Regions from separate parts of the Homo sapiens genome. Here region 1 is linked to region 2. A link is a contact called in ENCODE Hi-C or POLR2A ChIA-PET data. All regions are on one chromosome and are shown on one strand. Each heading gives the region's core, a stretch centred on a gene start or an enhancer-like site at or near the end of the contact. The rest is flanking DNA. Distances are from core to core; before and after follow the strand shown.

What was found. Hi-C counts contacts between places; a loop is a spot of excess contacts on that map. ChIA-PET counts read pairs that join two places held with the same protein, here RNA polymerase II (POLR2A). Pooled maps may share reads with other maps.
Region 1: a loop to region 2 is called in a map of heart left ventricle, with 2.3 times the contacts of the local background. The contact joins two enhancer-like sites. A Hi-C loop is called at or near these places in 13 of 168 maps with a recorded cell type or tissue (CD4-positive, alpha-beta T cell, CD4-positive, alpha-beta memory T cell, CD8-positive, alpha-beta T cell and 7 more), 29 of 37 single-sample maps with no recorded cell type and 17 of 50 pooled maps. POLR2A ChIA-PET finds 5 or more read pairs at or near these places in 24 of 52 experiments (AG04449, BJ, CD4-positive, alpha-beta T cell and 19 more).

What each region holds. Positions count from the first base shown.
Region 1 is chr1:35,496,543-35,502,943 of GRCh38, reverse strand. All of the region lies in intron 3 of KIAA0319L (KIAA0319 like), which reads left to right. Among named protein-coding and RNA genes, the nearest start is that of KIAA0319L, 58 kb to the left of the region's middle. RefSeq lists an enhancer at 2,822-3,116. Within about 2 kb of position 3,488, at least 2 of the 41 ENCODE cell types and tissues checked have a DNase peak (open chromatin) inside an H3K27ac peak, as active enhancers do; they include CD4-positive, alpha-beta T cell, where a contact is called at or near this core.
Region 2 is chr1:35,533,809-35,540,411 of GRCh38, reverse strand. The region is part of intron 2 of KIAA0319L (KIAA0319 like); the gene reads left to right. Among named protein-coding and RNA genes, the nearest start is that of KIAA0319L, 20 kb to the left of the region's middle. RefSeq lists enhancers at 274-363, 414-463. Within about 2 kb of position 1,256, at least 9 of the 41 ENCODE cell types and tissues checked have a DNase peak (open chromatin) inside an H3K27ac peak, as active enhancers do; they include CD4-positive, alpha-beta T cell, where a contact is called at or near this core.

The DNA.
Region 1 (6,401 bases), core at 2,239-4,738, 40 kb after region 2:
TAGCTCTCAGCAACTCTGTCAAGAAAAGCCTGATAATTTGATTCATCCAAGATAGGAACTTTGCTAGGTAGTTTGTACAGAAGGAAAATGAGGTATGGAAATCGAGGTTGTTGTAAAAAGAGTGATGAGAGATAGTATGAGAAAGTATAAAAAGAGGCAAAGATAGCAAGGCGCTACAGAAGTAGACAAGTTTGGCATTTAGTGGTTACCATGATGGGAAGCAGATGTCAGAGGAATGGGTAATTGTGAGTGCTGGAAGGATAGGAGGCGGTGGTCAGAGTATGTAATATTTGAATTTAAGATTTTGGAGGTGGTAAAGTTCTGATGGCAGAATCTAGGGTGAGCTGTGGAAGAGGGTTGCTGGGGTAGAGTGGAGAAGAAGTTTATTGGAGGCAAGGAGCTCAAAGAACCCAGCAAGCTCAAAGAACGTGTTAAATGAGTTACCCATGTGGACACTGAGGTAGTCTTTAATGATGGTGATGGTGATGATGATGATGATGATGATGATGATGATGATGATGACAGCAGCAATAACTGATGTTTACTGAGCATTTACTATATGCCAGGTACCATTCAGAACCCTTTACGTGTATTAACTCTTAATCTATACAGCAAATCTTGTGAATTACTATTACTGTTCCTGTTTTTTTTTTCTTTTTTTTTTTTTCTTGAGACAGAGTCTCACTGTGTCACCAGGCTGGAGTGCAGTGGTGCGATCTTGGCTCACTGCAACCTCTGCCTCTGGGTTCAAGTGATTTTACTACCTCAGCCTCCAGAGTAGCTGGTACCACAGGGGTGTGGCACACCCAGCGACTTTTTTTGTATTTTTAGTAGAGATGGCATTTCACCATGTTGGCCAGGGTGGTCTCGATCTCCTGACCTCGTGATCCGCCTGCCTCTGCCTCCCAAAGTGCTGGGACTACAGGCATGAGTCACTGTGCCTGCCCGTTCCTGTTTTATAAATGAGGAAACTCAGGCAACACAGCTAGGTATGTGGTACAACCAAGACTTGAACCTAAGCAGGCTGATTCTGTACGGACTCAGTCCTCTTTTTTTTTTTTTTTTGAGATGGAATTTTGCTCTTATTGCCCAGGCTAGAGTGCAATGGTGCGATCTTGGCTCACTGCAACCTCCACCTCCCGGGTTCAAGCAATTCGTCTGCCTCAGCCTCCCGAGTAGCTGGGACTACAGGCATGAGCCATCACGCCCAGCTAATTTTTTGTATTTTTAGTAGAGACAGGGTTTCTCCATGTTGGTCAGGCTGGTTTCAAACTCCTGACCTCAGGTGATCTGCCTGCCTCGGCCTCCCAAAGTGCTGGTATTACAGGCGTGAGCCACCACGCCTGGCCTGTCCTCTTACTGGCCTGTCCTTTCTTACTGTTCAGGTAGGACTTGGGATGAGGAGGACTTTTGAAAGCCAGATGTCAAAGTCACCAGTAAAATAGGAAGAGTGACGAGTAAATTGGGAGATGATAGCTGCAATGAGAGTTGAAGTGGCAGCAAGATGGCAAAGGAGAAGAGGTTTTCACAGGGAGGTAGAAGAATAATGGTTTGCAGAGGACATTGGGAAGCAGCAGCAAAGAAAATACCTCCAGCATACTATAGGATAATTATGGCCCGTGAAATTAGAAATGGATAAGTTAGAAAAATGGTAGATTTAGATCTGACAGTCTCCTGGAGGATGGTGAAAATTCAAACTTGGGTCTTACAGAATTCAGGTGTATGCTGGAAGGAAGATCCTGAGGATGTGTTGGCTATAGAGAATTCTTTCTTCTAGTTTACCATTAGTGGGCAGTGGCAAGAAATTGCTGCTGGTGAGTAGGATTTCAAGACCTTTGTGGTCTAATGTGGAGAGTGGATAGACATGAGGGGAGGAATATTGAATTTGAACTATGAACCCCAGGACTGGGAGTGGGCTTTTGCTGCATGCAGTGTTGCACGGAGGCATTACAAAGCTTGGCATTACATATTGAGAACTGCAAGTATTGCTAAAAAAAAAAAAATGGGGCAAAGTGAAATCTTCAGATCCAGATAAGTTATATTTGACCTTATATATCATGCTTAGGAGCTAGCTTCTTACCCTGAAGGCCATGTATAGCTCTGGAAAGGTGGTAAGATTGCCTTGTGCATTGAGAATTGCCTTGGCATTTCTTTTGGGAGAGAACTTGGGAGTTCAAACTTCTGCTTAATGCACTAGGGAAGGGAAGAGAAAAGTATGCACTGCAGATCTCATTCTAATTAGGGATGACTGGCGAGCAGCACCAGTTTCTAGTTTGTGCTGTTTTCACTAAGGTAGGTCAAGCAACTCTGCATCCAAAGTGGAGAGAAATTGTATCATAAATTGCTTTTGTCTTGCCTGCCTGCAGAGCTGCAAAGGCATTTGGATTGTCAGTCTGCATTTTTCACTCTTTTGGAAATATACATATATTGAATCCAAAGGCAGATATTGTGGACCTTTTGCAATTCCAAAAGTAGAAAGGAATGTCATCAATATATTCCCGTTTCTCAACTTAAAGAGGGTGAAGCCTGTCCTGCTTAGTTTAAGTATTGCACCCTTTCTGTACCATGAACCTCTGAATTGTTGGCAGGAGGAGCACAGAGGCTTGTTGATTGGGTCCTGGAACGTGTACAGTATAAGCAGTTCAGCCAATTAATTGTGTACATTATAAGAATGTGTACAGCTTAAGCAGTTCTGACAATTAATTGCTGCCAATCCTGCTATGTGCCAGAGAAAAAAGTGCTTTATTTGAGCGCAGGAAATGAAAGTCCACTTAGGTATCCCTGCATGTAAGGTTTGACTGTAGGAAGACTGAAGTGTTGTTCTCTCTAACAGCATCGTCTCCCTGTTTCCAGTCAATAATCACACACGGCATTTTGACCCTTAGCAAGCCAGTGGCTTTCTGTGGAACAAATAAATGACTTAGAGGATAAATGAGCCAAGCACCCAGATAGCCATCTGCTGCCTTCTTTTTCTGAGAACTCTTGTGCTGGCTCCATGTAAAGCCTGAGCTTACCTCTTATCAGAAGATAGAGGTGTGGGGTGTGGGCAGCCACAGAGGGATAATCTTACGTAACTGATGACAGAAACCTAAGCAGTGCTGTTTCCCTTCATGTTTTGTTGTTGTTGTTTTGGGTTTGTTTTTCAGGGTTTTTTTTTTTTTTTACTTGTTTTTACTTGTTTGCTTGTTTTTGTTGTGTTAGTTCTTGGACCACAACACCCTTTCCTTATTTTTTTTTCCCTTCATAGCTACCCATTTTCTCCTCTAATCTAATAGTTCTGGTTCTTTAATCTACTTATCTAGTTTTTAGTATGTGCAGTGAGTTTGAAATTGCGTTTATTGGCTCCTTTGTAAGCTAATTTATTGTCTTAATTCATTGAGGCTGCTGTAACAATACCATAAACTGGGTGGTTTATAAACAACAGAAATTTATTTCTCACTGTTCTGGAGGCTGGGAAATCCCAGCTGAAGGTGCTGGCTGATTTGGTGTCTAGTGAGGGGCCAGTCTGCATAGACACTGCATTCTAGCTATGTTCTCACACGGTGGAAGAGGAAGACAAACTCTCTCTGGTCCGTTTTCTAAGAGCACTAATCCCATTCACAAGGGCTCCAACTTCATGACCTAATTACCTTCCAAAGGCCCTACCTCCTAATACCATCACTTTGGGGGTTAGCTAGATTTCAACATACGAATTTTGGGAGAACACAAACATTCAGTCTGTAGCACCTACGAAGCAAGAGTTGATGGGGATTTTGGTGTGGGTCCCTTAACAACTCCTTACTAACTGGCAGAACTTGACCATCTCTTGTTAACACCACAGGTGTCATCCCTCTCTTTCCTATTTAGTGGATGGTCTTAGTTTCTCTAAGGAGACTCTCAGAAGACTAACTTTTAATTAATTTCTATAAAGATAAACCCTGCCATATTCTCCAGTCTCAGCTTTAGTTGCTGAGAATTGGGATGTGGTGTGTCATTAGACCCCACTAATGCAGGAAGAAGACCCGACTAATGCCACTGCAGGAAGACATTCCTTTCCATTGGTAGGATTTTTATTAATGACAGTGGTGGGTTTTTATTTCAATACCATTGTGTCTCAAATCAAAATGTATTGAAAGCTGAATTTTTATAAACTGTTGTTTAATATTAAGTAGAAACTAGGATAGCATGTTCCTTACCAAGGAGGACCCCTATATGGATTGTGATTATGTAACCAGGTAAGTGTGAACATCCTGTGTGTGGCGTTACAGACTCCTACTCAAAATGGAATAGATAGTGATGAGAGTTTTCTTTTGTTATCTTTAATTATGACATTAATTGCTGGGCCTGGCTTACTTGATTTGGAGAGGGTAGCCTCAGAGTGGAGGCAGGGAGGAAGGGAGAAGGAAGAAGAGAAGAGAATTGGAGAGATGGAGAAAGAGAATATGAATTGAAACCTTTCATCATTATGAATAAGAATTCTTGAAGAAGAAACAGGTTTGTTCAGAATTGGTTTAGTTTTTATTATTTCTATCCAGTGCCAGAAAAAATTGCTCAAGGAAATTCCATCCAACCCTTTATTATCCCCTAAAAATTTTTAGTATTACTTCATAGTTTCTTTTTTTTTTTTCCCGAGATGGGAGTTTCGCACTTATTTCCCAGGCTGGAGTGTAGTGGTGCAATCTCGGCTCACTTCAACCTCCGCCTCCTGGGTTCTAGTGATTCTCCTGCCTCAGCCTCCCAAGTAGCTGGGATTACAGGCACCCATCATCATACCCAGCTAATTTTTTGTATTTTTGTAGCGACAGGGTTTCATCACGTTGGCCAGGCTGGTCTCGAACTCCTGACCTCAGGTGATCCACCTGCCTTGGCCTCCCAAAGTGCTGGGATTACAGGCGTGAGCCACTGCGCCCAGCCTACTTCATAGTTTCTCAAATAAAATAATTTGTTCCATGTCTCCTGTTTCTGTTTCCTTAAAAATACAGTACATAAATTTTTGAAAATGATAAACAAGGTTTTCTTTAAAACAAATTATTTTAATAAATGAAAATCTGTCTGCCTAACTTTAAAATAGTCACACTGTTCTTCTACTTCTGGGAATCTGTCTAAAGCAATAGTTTCTAAATAAAACTTTGCACACAATGGTGAGATGATACTTATTTTATGAAAAAAATGAAAGCAGTCTGTCTAATGAGGGGAAAATGGACATTGTGCAATCGTTATAAATACGCTTTTGGGTGCATGAATGGCTCTTTTGTTACTCCTTTCTCCTTTCCATTCCACCCACATGGAATACTTGTTCTTCTGTGGGTGCCATACTTTTAGAAAGCAGCTTTTTTGAAGTATAATTGTCATATCATAAACTGTACATGTTTAAAGTGTACAATTTGGTTAGTTTATTTATATCTATCTCTATGTCTATAAAACCATCACCATAAAAAGATAACGAATATATGTATCAACTCTAAAATTTCTTCTGCCGCTTTGTAATCTGTCCCTCTCACCCCCTCTAGAAAATTGATCTGCTTTTAGTCATTATAGATTTTCTGTAATTTTTAAATAAATTGAATCATACATTACATACGTATTCTTTTTAACGACTTTATTGAGGTATAATTTATATAAGGAAACATTCCTTTTAAGCATACAATTCAGTGGTTTTAGTAAATGCATAGAGTTGTAAATCATTATTACAATCCAGTTTGATAACATTTCATCTTTTTTTTTTTTGTCTTTTTCCTGCCGTACAGTTTGATAACATTTCTATCACCCCCCCAAAACTTCCCTTGTCCCCATTTATCCAAAAGTTCCTGTGTGCCATCCCTATTCCCACCCCCAGTCCTAGGCATCCATTGATCTGCTGTCTCTATAAATTTGCATTTTCTAGACTTTGCATTAATATGGAATCATGGAATATGTAGTCTTTTGTGTTTAGGTTCTTCTACTTAGCGTAATGTTTTTATGTCCATTCATGTCATAACATATGCCAGTAGCTGCTTTTTTTTTTTTTTTTTTTTTTTGGAGACACAATCTCACTCTGTTGCTCAGGCTGGAGTGCAGTGGCACTATTTCTGCTCTCCGCAGCCTCGACCTCCAGGGTTCAAGTGATTCTTGTGCCTCAGCTTCCCAAGTAGCTGGGAATACAGGCATGTGCCACCACGCCCAGCTAATTTTTGTATTTTTTAAAGTAGAGACGGGTTTTCACCATGTTGGCCAGGCTGGTCTCAAACTCCTGACCTCAGGTGATCTGCCCACCTTGGCCTCCCAAAGTGGTGGGATTACAGACATGAGCCACTGTACCCAGCACCTAGTAGCTGGCTTTTGAAAATTCCTAAGTAGTATTCCATTGTATAGATATAATTTGTTTATCCATTTACCTGTTAATGGATATTGGATTGCTTCCAGATTTTGGTTATTACAGATTA
Region 2 (6,603 bases), core at 7-2,506:
CTGCCCTTTTGGCATCAGGTTTGTTACTCAGGATCTTAGGTGAACCATTCCAATGCTTAGCATGAAGCAAGCACCAATTATATAAATCTTGAACTTCCCTGGCCAATCACAAAAGGAAACTATAAAATGCCCTAAGAAGAGAAAGAATTATGAATGTCCCTGAATGGTGAGTTAGCCATCACAGACGCTGTCCAAAGGGAAACAGAAGCAGGGAGGAATGCCAGCCAAGGCCTATCTGGAACTCTACCCACTGCAGACTCTGCCCTAAAGATGGGTGCCCAGTGCATCTCACTTCAGTTCCCCTTTTTAAACTCCCTCAGCAGATGACAGGATTTTTAGGAATGCTCTCTTTCTTCCAACTGGCTTAACATTATGTTTTGATTCTAATCCAGCAGCACATTTGAGTTTGAAATAAATGTATGCTTATGAATTCTTTCACTTTTAGGTAATAAGGGGAATGACTAATATTACCAGACCTGGGAGATGGAGTGGGGGGTAACATTGATTCAGTTTCACTTCTGTAGCCTTAATTTCAGATTCAAGTTCACCATTTCAAGAGGACTGCCATCCTGCCTGTTAAGAAATGGCTCCTCTGTTTTTTGTTTGTTTGTTTTTGATACAGCTCAATGTTTATTGTCCTTAACTGAGGGCAACCAGAGTCAGCTGGAGGCTTATGGAAGTGGGGTGGCTACAGTGAATGAATCTTAATCAGAATAAATGAAGCAGCCTTGTAGAGAAAAGCTGAAGAGCCAGCTTCCATCTCAGAAAGTTGAGTAATCTGCATCCTGCTGGGTCAGTCTGTGGCATCTGGCCTGAAGCAAGCAGCCCCATATGCTGAAGCAGTGCCAAGCTGTCTTCTACCTGTGCATTCTACTTCATCAGTTTCTAACTGCTTGGTTTTCAAAATTGCTCTCAGCTGTGCTCCCCAGGGTATGCTTATAAGCTGCACTCTGACATTTCTCACAATGGACTTTTCAAATAACAGCGAGTTTTCCTATTACGCCTTCTGTGAAAAGTTAAAGGGAGGAGTTGGCCCCTGACCTGAGGTCTGCAGACCTGGAACAGGGTTATTTGCTCAGGATGTTCAAGGCAGAAACAAAAGTTTTCTGGCCTATCCCTGGAGACTTTCTCTGACAAGCATACCCTCCTTTCCGTTCCCAAGCTGTTTTGATTGAGCTGTTTCGCCTCCACTCTTTTGTATTTCATGTGGGGGTTGCTACCTTGGCAGCATGGCTGCCTCTGTCAGTGGAGAGGAAGTGGTGGAGAGTAAAGGCCGTATGTGTACGATATGTTTCCAGGGCTTTGCTGTGTCCCTGTGGGTAGTGTGTGTGTGTCAAAGAAAGAGAGAGACACTGAAGAACATTTGGGTGTTCTTATTTCCCTGCCTAGAATTAATACCATTTTTTGAAGCAGCAGAGAAATGTTGCCATTATACAGATGAGGATAAGGAAACGCCAGTTTCCGTGCAGTTAGAGATAGTCTATACTAGATAATTTGGCAGTCAGGAGTGTTGACCAATTTGCCCATATTTTCATTTCTGTCAGTAGAATGTGACTTACAATTAACTTGAAAATGGAGGTATAAGAAAAAAACACAAGTAAAAACACGTCAGAAAAATGAAGTCTATTAAAAGCCACATGATTGCCATAAATAAACCAAACAATATGAAATTACCCGAATGTCAGTGCCACATTATGGTGTTGACTTAGATTACATTCTCCTAATATTTGTGGTCTCTGGCTCTTTATATGTGTTATCTCACATTCAGTCAGTGCCTTAAAATAAGCTAACTGCATTTTTTTTTTTTTTTTTTTTTTTTTTGAGACAGAGTTTCACTCTGTTGCCCAGGCTGGAGTGCAGTGGCATGATCTCAGCTCACTGCAGTCTCCACCTCCCAGCTGCAAGCAATTCTCCTGCCTCAGCCTCCCGAGTAGCTGGGACTATAGGTACGTGCCACCATGCCTGGCTGATTTTTGTATTTATAGTAGAGATGGGGTTTCACTGTATTGGCCAGGGTGGTTTTGAATTCCTAACCTCAGGCAATCCGCCAGCCTCGGCCTCCCAAAGTGCTGGAATTATAGGCGTGAGCCACTGTGCCTGGCCTAACTGCATTTTTGTACCTTCTCTAGGATGCTTAATTCACATTATTAATGATAATTAATATCTAGGTATTTTATATATATACTATAGATACACGCATTTTAGGTCAACAAATAATATATCAGGCTAAATAAAACCAAGTTCCTGCCATTAGAGAGGTCACACTATGGAGGCAGAGAGAGATGTAGAAACATAAAGAAGCATGATCAATTCCGAGATGTGCTATGGGAACACAAAGAATGGGGCAGAGAATAGCTGAACCCTGTTTTATAGCAGGCTGGTAAGACATGGGATGTTCTAATCCCTTTGAACCTCCTCCTCCCAGATTCATTTGAAGTGGCTTTTAACCCACAGAGCTCTTTTCACTTTTTTTATCTTAGAGGGAGGGATAGAGGGAAGAGTTTGTACAGCTCTGTAAGTCTAGAGAATAAGAGCCCTAAGAAATTATTTCTGTACAGATACAGATTGGCTTTGATTTAATTTAAATAAACTGGCTCTCAAAAATTCTAAGAATACTAACTACTCACACAGTTTTGCTTTCATTTACACACAGATGAGAAAGCATCTGTAGCTCTGCATTTTATTTGCTATAAGCAAAAAGTGGTTCGAGATATTTAAGTATCTGAAGCTTGGTTGTATTGAGTCCTCACATGTCCCAGTTCAGCCCACTGCAGTTTTTTTTTTTTTTTTTTTTTTAATGGCGCTTACATAATGCTCCAAAAAGAGAGAGTTTCAATGGGTAAATTGATATAAACTTTTCCTCTATTGGCCATATCTGCTGAAATAACACTTCATGGCTAGCTATATTATTTCCTTACTTCCTCCCAAGCCTACAATTCTGTTTAATTTACATATTTCTGCTGCGGCCCTCTAAATGACCTTCTCTTTAAAAACAACAAAACAAGCCAGAAAAAAAAAAAAAAAAAGGAAAGGAAAGGAAAAACCTTCCCAAAAAACAAAATAGTGCTCTGATTCAGGGTTCTTTGTGTGGGTTTCCAAGGGAGGTTGGTATGATTGTGCTGAATGCAAATAATTTATCAGCCGGTAATAACTGCAATGAGAAATGGCAATCAACTGCAGATTCTTAACAATACCATCTACAAGTGGGCTACACAGGGAATTGGTAGATTCACGACATCATATCTAGGTGCTTTTCTTTTTAGAAAAACAATTCTTTCTTTTTAGAACCACTTTTATGTATAGGCAAAAGTTTATCTGTTATAATTTAATACCTGTGCTTTTTGAAGTACAAAGACAGTATTACATAGAGAGGTGTGGGCTCCTTCAAGCTGTGGCTTGGAGGCGTGCTCTCCTTGCTGACAGCATTCTCCAGAGTCTTTTAGTCATAAGGTGGTGGGAGAAAAAGCGAAGCAGGAGATTCTGAGTACATCATATGCAGCAGTGTAACCCCCTAGTTACAGTTGTTTTTTTTTTTTTAAGTGCATAGCTTAATCATTTGCCTTCAATCTGCCTTTAAATATTATAAAGCCCTTGATGACTGGATTGTTTCTGAACAGGTGACTTTATGGTAGGAGAGCTATTTTCAGCTACACCAGTGATTTGATTAATACTTGGCTGTGAAAAATGCCTTTGGGCTAAACCTTGGCAGATGGGTCTTTTGAAATGGAATAGCACCTGTATCCAATTAATGCAAACTTTTGATTTATTAAGTTGTTTTAGGTAGAAGTTAAAGGCATTAGAATTGTGATAGAGTGGTTTCCCTGTTTTCACCTAGGTGACCAGAACTTTGAGGTATCTTTTTCTGTTTTTCCTTTTTCATCATTACTCAGGACAAGGGAAGGTGAATGGATCTAGATGTCATCAGTGATGCATGGCTCTTTGCCTAGGTGAACTGGGAAGCTATTCTCCACTGTTGCTTTGTTCAGAAATTTTCATGGTGAAGGCTTATGTCACCTTTGAGTGAAGTCGAATGGTCTGAAATAGGTAGCTCAGGGAGCTGAAATTTGGTTGGTCCTTTCATGAGGAAAGATTTCTTTGGGATTTGAAAGGATTTTCTAGTTTAGAGTTTAGACAGGAAAGGCTGTTTCCCAGCTGGTTATATTATTCAGTTATCTCTTTTTTATCCACTCTGCTTTTCTTCAGTTTCTTTCTTTGCACATCTCTCATATTTCCTATTCAGTGCACTCCCCAATTTAATTGGAAAAGCTCATTCTAATTTGTTAGTGAACCAGGAACTTTACTTTTCTCTCTTGCCTCTTCCTTCTTTCAGCCAAGGAAATTAATTAACATTAAGGATCTGATTCAAATGACTATAACTCAAGATATTCCATATTGGAGCTGACATCTTTTGCTTGATTTTGTTAGTATAGAAAAAATCCCACAAATTTATTTAAATATTGGGTGAACTTTTAAAATTAACAAGAAAGCTCCTTGAATGTCTACTATGTGCTAAGCATCTTTCTGGGCCTACACATACAATATACAACCCCAGCACTTAAAGAGGGCAGAGTGTGTGAGGTAGACAAACAAATATGATCTGGTGAGAGAAATGCTATGATAGAGGTATATGTAGGATGCACAGAAGAGAGGCATCTTGGGGTGAAGGTTTCATGGGAGAAGCCTTCCTGGAAAAAGTGGTGGCCGAGCTAAAATGAAGTATAACAACAACAACATAAATAATGGCAACTAATATATACTGAGCTTTTTAATACTATATGCCAGGCTCATGTTAAGTACTTTGCATATATTTTCTCCTTTATATCTTTAATAACTCTGTAGGGTAGGTACTGTTAAAATTATTCCTGTTTTACACATGAAAAAACTAAGGAATTTGACCCAAGATGACACAGTTAGGAAGTGACTGGGTTGAGATTCAAATGCAGGAATCTCAGCTTTAGGAACTAAAGCTTTAACCACAGATTTTTGGGGTGGGGGCCAAAAGATAGAAGAGAGCAATTGTGGAATAGGGCTGTTGATCTTGATAGGGGATTTTGTTTGAAAACAAATTTCAACTCAATGTTATGAGGGACATGTATGAACATTACCTTGGGGAATGAATTTATTTTCTCACCTAGACTAAATGAGGGTGGTTTTCATATTTTCTTTAGCCTGTGAAGTATAAGTATTCTGTTTCAAGTAGGTAGAGTAAAAGGACTTTCCCCTACTCTTCTGCCTATAAATATTGCCCTCTTCTAGGGAGATGTTCTGGTACTGGGTACTGTTATTCTTTTTTTTTTTTTTTTTTTTTTTTTTTTAAGACGGAGTCTTGCTGTGTCTTCCAGGCTAGAGTGCAGTGGTGTGATCTTGGCTCACTGCAACCTCCATCTCCTGGGTTCAAGCGATTCTCCTGTCTCAGCCTCCTAAGTAGCTGGGATTACAGGCATGCGCCACCACAGCTGGCTGATTTTTTGACTGCCATGTTGGTCAGGCTGGTCTCGAACTCCTGACCTTGTGATTGTTTTTCTTTCTTTTTTTTTTTTTTTTTTTTTTTTTGAGACGGAGTCTCGCTCTGTCACCCAGGCTGGAGTGTAGTGGCCCGATCTCGTCTCACTGCAAGCTCTGCCTCCCAGGTTCACACCATTCTCCTGCCTCAGCCTCCTGAGTAGCTGGGATTACAGGTGCCTGCCACCACGCCCGGCTAATTTTTTGTATTTTTAGTAGAGATGGGGTTTCACTGTGTTAGCCAGGAAGTTCTCGATTTCCTGACCTCGTGATCCACCTGCCTCGGCCTTCCAAAGTGCTGGGATTACAGGCATGAGCCACTGCGCCCGGCCACCGATTGTTATTCTTTTCAACAGTTTGTCACAATCCAGTATCTTTGAGGCTTTTTAGTGACAGTGTTATAGGAAAGGACTTGCTGTTGTAAGCATTCTTAACCAGCAAAGTACTGCAAGATTCAGGTTTTGTGATTGAGTCCTTGGAAGCTTGTTTTCCATCTAGCAGATAATCAAGAGTTAGTGTGAATAGTAGCTGATATGTATCTGTTGGGCAAGTAGTTCCATGAGGAGTTTGTTTTTGTTCAGAATGATCTTTAGGAAAAATGGAAATACCACGGTGAAGGGAAAGAAGTCAGAATATGTACACAAAGCCTATTAATTCTTGTGTAGCAGTTAGTGTAGTTTCAGCAAATCATCTACACCATACATTTAAAAAACTGTACTCTTAGCAAAGCTAGGCACATAGCAAAGGCAGTGAGTAGTAATTATTTTCAAAGGACTGCTTTGTGAGGCAGCTGCCACCTTTCAATCCAACCTGTGTGTAGTTGAGGAAAAAAATGTTACCCCTTTTGAAAAGGAGGAGAGAGGGCAATGGTTATTACCTTGGCTTTTTTCAAACTTCGTAATACCTGATTGTGTCCTTCAAAGGATTTAGTTACCTCCTCTGCCTTGTTTCTGAATGTGCTAACCCCTGCAGGGTAGAACTGATGTGGAGAGTAAGGTGGAACCATTTTTTTTGTATTTGTTTATTAGTGGGTGTGCAGGTGACAGACATGCTGACAGTCAAAAGGGAGGTGGAGGGTGCCCCCTGAGGAGGTTTGTTTTT